Linked DNA regions of Homo sapiens: region 2 is linked to region 1. A link is an interaction called in ENCODE POLR2A ChIA-PET data of the cell type or tissue named here. Cell type or tissue: HepG2. All regions are shown on one strand. Each heading gives the region's core, and the rest is flanking DNA. Links, peaks and the distances in the headings are about the cores only. Region 1 overlaps PWWP3A (PWWP domain containing 3A, DNA repair factor). Region 2 has its middle 19 kb from the start of EFNA2.

What was found. Peaks named below come from ENCODE experiments on the same cell type or tissue, not always from the same donor. Only the 100,000 strongest peaks of a DNase experiment are listed, where the experiment ranks them.
Region 2: POLR2A ChIA-PET joins it to region 1 with 13 read pairs; 8 of 35 experiments call an interaction of 5 or more read pairs at or near these places.

The regions. Positions count from the first base shown.
Region 1 is chr19:1,371,451-1,375,835 of GRCh38, reverse strand. It overlaps PWWP3A (PWWP domain containing 3A, DNA repair factor), which reads right to left. Exons shown (of 14, transcript NM_001369789.1): 13 at 2,676-2,764. Among named protein-coding and RNA genes, the nearest start is that of TRF-GAA1-6, 9.8 kb to the left of the region's middle. In HepG2, for the core only: a CTCF peak has its summit at 3,654 (motif pointing right); DNase peaks (open chromatin) are centred at 1,455, 1,885, 2,215 and 3,665; H3K4me3 peaks cover 1,080 bases.
Region 2 is chr19:1,302,377-1,306,761 of GRCh38, reverse strand. No RefSeq gene overlaps it. Among named protein-coding and RNA genes, the nearest start is that of EFNA2, 19 kb to the right of the region's middle. In HepG2, for the core only: no CTCF peak of the experiment used is centred there; a DNase peak (open chromatin) is centred at 2,291; H3K4me3 peaks cover 382 bases.

The DNA of each region.
Region 1 (4,385 bases), core at 249-4,248:
AGACTCTGTCTCAAAAAAAAAAAAATAAATAAATACATATGTGTGTGTGTGTATGTCTACATATACATATGATATATAAAATTATATATTTTATATATAATATAAAGTATACATACTTTATATATATTATATATTAAATTGTTTTATATATTATAAAATTGTACATTTTATATATAATATATACAATTATATATTATATAATATATAAAATTGTTATATAATTGTATATATTATAATATATAAAATTATACATTTTATATATAATATATTTTATATATAATATATATTTTATATATAAAATATATAAATTATATGATTTTATATATTATATATAAAATTTATATATTTTATATAATATATAAATTTTATATAATATACATTATATATAAATATATATGGCTATATATATTTTATATATATAATATATATTATATATATATGAGAGGGCAGTTGTTTGATGGGGACAGAGCTGTAGTTTGGAAAGATGAAGTTCGGAGATGAGCAGCAGTACCGGCTGCATAGCACTGTGAAAGTGCTCACCGCCATCGAACCATACACTTAAGAAGGTTAGGATGGTAACTTTTACAGGATGTGTAATATTTTTTTTTTTTTTTGAAACGGAGTCTCGCTCTGTCACCAGGCTGGAATGCAGTAGCACAATCTCAGCTCACTGCAACCTCCACCTCCCGGGTTCAAGCGATTCCCCTGCCTCAGCCTGCTGAGTAGCTGGGACTGACTATAGGCGCGTGCCACCATGCTTGGTTTTTTTTTTTTTTTAAAGTAGAGATGGGGTTTCACCATGGTGGCCAGGATGGTCTCGAACTCCTGACCTCGTGATCCACCTGCCTCGGCCTCCCAAAGTGCTGGGATTATGGGCGTGAGCAACCGCACCAGGCCTTAACAATGTTTTAAAATAATATTTATTTTTAGAGACAGGGTGTTGCTCTGTCACCCAGACTAGGGTGCAGTGGCATAATGATGGCTCACTACAGCCTCAAACTCCTGGGCTCAGAGGATCCTCCCACCTTAGCCTCTCAAAGTGCTGGGATTACAGGCATGAGCCACTGTGACTGACTAAAAATAATTTTTTACGAAAGAGTATGAGATGCCAAATTGTCCTTACTAAGTGACCTCCCTGTAAAGGAAAATTATAACAATTGCTTAGCTAGCAACCCCTCTCAGCAATAGGGCTGCCCTGGATCAAAAGAGATCAACAACGGCTGCTGGCTCTGATGTGCGCCCCAGCAGACCTGGAAATAGGGGAGAGCACACCGGCCGCAGCACCAGAGAAAGGCAGACCTGAGGAGGACAGCCTTGGGAAGAGTGCAGAGAGGCTCATGGTGCAACTCTAAAAGAACAAGAGGGCCTGGGAAACGCCGTGCGGCGGGGAGACTGGGTCCCAGGACGCCCAGTGTGTGACCCAAGGCTCCACTGAGGCCAAAGATCAAGTGCGATGCTGCTCACTGGCTTGTTATTTTGAGCATGTCCCCGGCGTGATGAAATCACGGCCTGTGTGCTCAGCCCAAGTAACTTCTCCATCAGCACCAGCACCATTCTCACAGGTCACGGGAGGCTTTCATGGCAACTGGAAGCTGTGATGAACTCCTAACGGGTTTTGATGTCGGCAACCCAGACTCAAAAAAAAAAATCAGGATGAAAGATTTCCACAGATGGGCGTGGAGCGGTGAAGAGGCTTCTGAGACGGAGGGAGAGGACAAACCAGCAGGCTGGGTCCAGGTGTCCTGGCTCCGACCTTACCCCCTCCCCGGACCTCACTTATTCTTACGGCAAGCATGACGGGGGAACCATGAAGATCCAGCAGGAAAACACCCAGTTTCTGTATCCAAAGGCCTTTCCTGTTTTGGTAAGCCAGCTGGGCCAACACTCCCTAAACAAGGCCAAATTCCACCTTTGTGCAGCTCTGCGGGGGTGGCCTGCCAATGCCACCGAGGCCCCACACCTCCTCCCTGGCCTCTCCAGGGGCCCCTCCTGCCCTGCCCAGGGAGGACATGGGGCTGGTGAGGGAGTTCAGTGTCTTCACCAGGAGTCTCCTGTGACTGTGGGCCCGGGAGACGTCGGTGGCTGCGCAAGCCACCCTGGCCGGAGACCCTGTCCTTGACTCTAGTTGAGTCTTCAGCCTGTCACTGCCCCGTGGGCCCCGCCTGGCTCCCAGCAAGGCCTGGCCGCATGCCCAGAGACAGGATTAGGCGCTCTGGGGGCCAAACATCCAAGGGCAGCTAAGCACACGGATGTGAGAGAAACATCTTGATCACAGCATTCTTCTGGCTGCTGGAAAGCACCGGGCCGTGCTGCTGCTTAATCTTGCTGTATTTCTCACACAGCCATGGGGCTGTGGAAAGAGGGGAGGAAAGTGCAAAAAGCAAACATCAGCCCCTGCAAAAAGAGATTAAGAACAGACACGGCCCAGGCACGTGCCCGTGGCCCCGTGCTGCCCACAGCGACCAGCTGGGAGACCCGGGCACAGCCTTCCTGGGGGGCAGGAGTGACCCACAGGGTGAGTTCAGCGTATGTGATCAGCTCACCACCCAGCACCTGGGCCACCTCATGAGGGAGAGGGGCTGCGGCAGCCTGGAGTCAAACTGCCTGTGGGTGTGGAAATAGAAACTGCAAGGCAGAGACGCAAGTGGCTGGAGATAGCGCCGGGAGCGGCCTACCGGTAGCTCAGCGAAGGCCCCTTGATGTACTTCTCCTCAGCCGTCTTGTAGTCCACCTCGTCCACCGCAGAGATCGCACAGATGATGGCCTGTGAGAGGGCACGGGGCTCAATAGCAGCAGGCACTGCCCAACTGGCCCCAAGTGGCCTGCGGTTAAGAAGGCCGCAGGGAGCCTGGGTCACCAGGTTCCAGCCTCCAGACATGGTCTAGCTCATGGTTCAGAAGGTGCAAACCTAGTCCATGAATCCCTGCTTGTAATGATGTTTCTTAATTAAATCAGTACTATCTTTCGGACTAGACACAATAGCTCAGATCACTAAAAGCAGAGAAGAAAAGGCAAGACCCAAACCCACAAGAGCATTTCTCAAAAATTTTAAGTTTTTTTTTTGGTGGCGGTTTTTTCTGGTACAGAGTCTCGCCCTGTCGCCCAGGCTGGAGCGCAATGGCATAATCTCAGCTCACTGCAACCTCTGCCTCCCGGGTTCAGGTGATTCTCCTGCCTCAGCCTCCCGAGTAGCTGGGATTATAGGTACGCGCCACCACGCCCAGCTAATTTTTGTATTTTTAGTAGAAACGGGGTTTCACCATGTTGGCCAGGCTGGTCTCAAGCTCCTGGCCTCATGATCCACCTGCCTCGGCCTCCCAAAGTGCTGGAATTACCGATGCGAGCCACCACACCCGGCCTTAAGTTTATTGTTATAAAAAAAAAAGAGTATCCTGAATACACAATACATACCTGACATTAAGAAATCATCCCTATTTTTTACTTTTGTGATTATGGTAAACACATTTTTAACAGAGTCCATTCGGTTCAGAGCAGAGTCTCTCCCACTCGGCCCTGTGGACGTCGGGGCCAGACTGTTCTCTGAGGTGGGGCTGTCCTAGGCGCTGCAGGGTGCTGAGCAGCGTCCCTGCCCCAACCCACTCCATGCCAGAAGCACCCTTAGCTGTGACAAGCACAGATGTCCCCAGACACTGCCAGTGTCCCCCAGGGGGCAGAATCACCCTCCTTTTAGAGACACACACTGAAGTATTTATGGGCTTAAAAAAAAACTGTGGCCGGGAGTGGTGGCTCACGCCTGTAATCCCAGCACTTTGGGAGGCTGAGGGGGGTGGATCACGAGGTCAGGAGATCAAGATCATCCTGGCCAACATGGTGAAACCCCGTCTCTACTAAAAATACAAAAAATTAGCCGGGCGTCGTGGCGGGCGCCTGTAGTCCCAGCTACTTGGAAGGCTACAAGAGAATGGCGTGAACCTGGGAGGCAGAGCTTGCAGTGAGCCGAGATTGCGCCACTGCACTCCAACCTGGGTGACAGAGCGAGACTCCAACTCAAAAAAAAAAAAAAAAAAAAGCTTGAGGGTTTTTATGCTCCAAAAAATAATTCCAGGCAGGTTATGGGCACATTAGAGTTCATTATGCTATTTTCTTTTTGGGTCTATTTGAAAATTCCCATAGTTATAAAGTTAAATAGTTTTGAGTATGTTTTTTTCCCACAGATGTACACATATGCCCAGCAATGTCCTCTCTGAAATTTCAGATACAAACTTCAAAATCATCTGTATTTGCTCCTCACCAAGCCCCAAATCCGCAGCTGAAGTTCGAAATCACAGACAGTCTAATTTGTGTGTTTAACTTACCACGGGTTTATCAGAGTATGAGGCGCATTATCCACTTACAGTTTTTCAACTTACAGTGGGTTTATCTGG
Region 2 (4,385 bases), core at 195-4,194, 69 kb after region 1:
CACACTTTTGTGGCCATTTGAAGGCATGGATGTGGGCCTGTATGCATGGGGGAGGGCAGGTGCATGCCCGAGCCAGGTGTGGTTGATAGAAAGTGGCCCCAGTGGCCGGGCGCGGTGGCTCACGCCTGTCATCCCAGCACTTTGGGAGGCCGAGGCAGGCAGATCACGAGGTCAGGAGATCAAGACCATCCTGGCTAACACAGTGAAACCCGGTCTCTACTAAAAATACAAAAAAAAAACAGCGGGCGTGGTGGCGGGTGCCTGTAGTCCCAGCCACTCGGGAGGCTGAGGCAGGAGAATGGCGTGAACCCGGGAGACGGAGCTTGCAGTTAGCTGAGATCGTGCCACTGCACTCCAGCCTGGGCGACAGAGTGAGACTCTGTCTCAAAAAAATAAAATAAAATAAATAGGCCGGGCGCGGTGGCTCATGCCTGTAATCCCAGTACTTTGGGAGGCGAGGCAGGCGGATCACCTGAGGTCGGGAGATCGAGACCATCCTGGCTAACACAGTGAAACCCCGTCTCTACTAAAAATACAAAAAATTAGCCGGGCGTGGTGGTGGGCGCCTGTAGTCCCAGCTACGCAGGAGACTGAGGCAGGAGAATGGTGTGAACCCGGGAGGCGGAGCTTGCAGTGAGCCGAGATCGCCCCACTGCACTCCAGCCTGGGCGGCAAGAGCGAAATTTCATCTCAAAAAAAAAAAAAAAAAAAAAAAGGTGGGGAGAGCCCAGAGGAGACTCGGGAAGGGTGTGCCAGCCAGGGCAAAGAGGGAACACCCGTGAGTGAGAGGTGCCCTGGGGAAGAAGCAGGTGTCAGGGCTGGGTTGGGGGACCAGAGGACAGAGTGCTGTGGCCTCTGGGGATGGTGGGGGGGGGGGCTTCTTTTTTTTTTCTTCTCCTTATTTTGTTTGTTTTTCTTATTTTTGTTTTGTTTTGTTTTCTTTTCTTTTCTGGAGCCTCTCATTACTGCCATGTGGCTGTTGGATCCCTGCAAGGCGATTCTTGTGTTTCAGCCTTCCCGAGTAGCTGGGACTACAGGCGCCTGCCATCACGGCCGGCTAATTTTTGTATTTTTAGTAGAGACAAGGTTTCACCATGTTGGCCAAGCTGGTCTCGAACTCCTGACCTCAAGTGAGCTACCTGCCTTGGCCTCCCAAAGTGCTGGGATTACTGGTGTGAGCTGTTCAGTATTTTTGTTTGTTTGTTTTTTGAGACAGGGTCTGGCTCTGTCACCCAGGCTGGAGTGCAGTGGCGTGATCATGGCTCAATGCAGTCTCAACCTCCTGGGCTCAAAGCATCTTTCCCCCTGGGCCTCCCGAGTAGCTGGAACCAGAGGTGCGTGCCAGCATGCCTGGCTAATTTTTTAATTTTTATTTTGCCGAGATGGTGGTGGTGGGGGTCTCACCCTGTTGCCCAGGCTGGTCTTGAACCCCTGGCCTCCAGCAATCAGCCTGCCTCAGTCTCCAAAATTGCTGGGATTACAGGCAGGAGCCACCATGCCCAGCCTCCGTTCAGTTTTGAGGGTGAAGAATGAGACACCATTTCTAAAAAGCAAAAAAAAAGTGAGCCCCCCTCCATCATGGCTGTTTGGACCAGAGGGTGGGGACCAAGGGGTTTTCTCCTCAAACACAGATGTAGACAGGCACACTGAGGCTCAGTGGTGAGGTCTGGGGGGATGCAGAGCCCTGCCCTGGGCCACCGGGGCTGTGGGGGGCGGCACGTTCCACCCCAAGCCGCACTCAAGAGTTTTGGGCGCCTCAGGCCTCCTTTCCCCTAGCAGCCTCCCGCTGCCCCCTGCCCGCGGCGGGCACCGAGGCGGCAGTAACTGGCCGGCAGGAGGGAGATGACTTCCCTCAGGATCCTCTGGGCGGAAAAGACTCTGCGCGGGACCAGCGTACCAATGGCCGTCCAGGGCTGGCAGGAGCCGGCATTGGGGTCTCACTGGGGCTGGGGTCGGGGGTAACCAGGTTCCCCAAGGAGCGCCCACACCCGGCGGGGACATCCCAGCACAGCCCCTGGAGTGAGTGGCCACTCGACACGTTGATGCAGCCACTGGGACAGGCACCAGGGTCTGGTCAGGGTCTGGCGCGGGAGTGGAGGTCAGTTCCTGAGAGGCTCGGGCCCAAAACACATGTGTCTGGCGACACAGGGGTACACAGGCATGGAGGTGCAAGCGCAGGGCTACGCGTGTGTGTGTGTACACGTGTCTGCGTGTGGCCAATGACACGGTCCCAGGAGATTCCCTGCTCTGGGCCCAGCACTGGTCCCGGCGATAACCAGGACAGACCCAGCCCTGCCCTTAGCGGCTGCAGCCTGGGGAGGAGTCAGGTAAGTAAACAGTCACAAAGGGCACCCACAGCCTCCTGGCCAGGAGCTCAGGTGACATCTGAGCTGAGTTGGAAGGGGCTGAGTGGGGGAGCCTGGCTGCAATCTGCAAGAGAGGTTCATCGGGGCAGTGGGGTGGGCTGGGGGGACAGTGCATGCAAAGGCCCAGAGGCAGGAGCTCAGCCATTCTTTGTGTATTTACCCAAAGTCACCTTTTAGGCTGGGCGCAGTGGCTCACGTCTGTATTCTCAGCACTTTCGGAGGCCAAGGCAGGTGGATTACTTCAGGTCAGGAATTTGAGACCAGCCTGGCCAATATGGTGAAACCCCATCTCTACTAAAAATACAAAAATTAGCTGGGCGAGTTGGCACACACCTGTAATCCCAGCTTCTCGGGAATCTGAGGCAGGAGAATTGCTTGAACGTGGGAGGCGGAGGCTGCAGTGAGCCGGGTTCGTGCCATTACACTCCAGCCTGGGTGACAGAGAGACTCAGTCTCAAAAAAACACAAAAACAAAAACGAAAAAGCAAAGTCACCTTTTGCATTGAAACTTTGTCTCAAAAATAATAAGATTGTCACAATATGCCCGTAGTGCCAGCTACTCAGAGGCTGCGGGAGGCAAATCGCTTGAGCCCAGGAGCCAGAGGTTTCAGTGAGCCGTGATCGCACCACTGCACTCCAGCCTGGGCGACAGAGTGAGACCCCGTCTCTAATAAATAATACAGAGTTAAATAATAAATCTAAAAAAAGCATCTTGGCTGGGCGTGGTGGCTCACTTCTGTAATCACAAGAAGTTTGGCTTGTGAGTTTTTGTTCTTTGTTTTTTAGAGACAATCTCTGAAAATGGTGAGATTACAGGGGTGAGCTACCATGCCTGGCACCCCCAGCACTCTGGGAGGCCAGGGCGGGAGGATCACTTGAGCCCAGGAGTTCGAGACCAGCCAGGAAATATAGCAAGACCCCATCTCTACAAAAAACAATAATAATAATAAATTGTATTTTTAACAATTGTCATAATAGCTAAAAGGTGGAAAGTACCCAAGTGCCCCTGGATAGATGATTGGATAAACACAGCGTGGTCCTTCCACGCACCGGAACGTGCTCAGCTGTGAAAAGGAGCGAGGCTCTGACCCAGGCCACAGCGCAGATGCACCTTGAGGACGTCACACTCAGTGAGAGATGCCAGACACGCAAGGCCACACAGTGTGTGACCCATTTCCATGAAACGTCCAGGACAGGCCCATCCACAGAGACAGGGAAGGAGGGGATACGTTGGTGCCAGGGGAGGGGATAAGGAGTGACGGCTGATGGGGACAAGGCTTCCTTTTGGGGTGATGGAATGTTCTGGAATCAGAGCTGATGGCTGCACAAGTCTCAATGCACTAAAATCCATGCAATTGTACTTAAAATGGAGGGAAGGACACTATTGTGTTTTTGTAACAGCATCACAGTCAGCACTGGGATGCCTCTCATGATCCCTGATCTCATTCTGTCCTTGGTCCTCTCTGTCCCAGTGGTCACGTTGCAGTTTGGGGTGGGGGTCTCGGCATGAATGGGCTGTGGGGGTCGCCTCCCTCTCTGAGCCTCGGGGTCCTCTGTGGAGTGGGGCATGGTGGAGCCTCCCCCGCGGTGCTCAGCACGGTGGCCGGCCGGCCCTCTGTGCCTCCGTGCGTCCACCCCGCGCTGGGCAGGGGCGGGGCGGGGCACACACAGGGGTCTTTGTGCCTGGGCTGCCTCATTAGGAGGCGGCCCCCGTCACCGGGCCCAGCGCAGCTGAATTAATTAGCTGGGAGCGTTCCCGCTCGGCTAATTGTGCCGGAGACGCCGTCGTCACGGCGGGTGGGATGCAGGCGACCATCGTCCAGCCGTAAAGACCTCAGTCCCCTGGGCCGGGTCACCTGCCGCGTCACCCCCAGCCTCTCTGTGCCTCAGTTTCTTCAATCGGGGCGTGCCTGGCATGAAGGCCCCTGGGACCCGAGAACTTACAGATGTGCCGTTTGCAAGGGGAAGAGGTTAGGAGATGACAGAGCCCCTGCCCTGGCCTGGAGCAGGTGGGGAAAC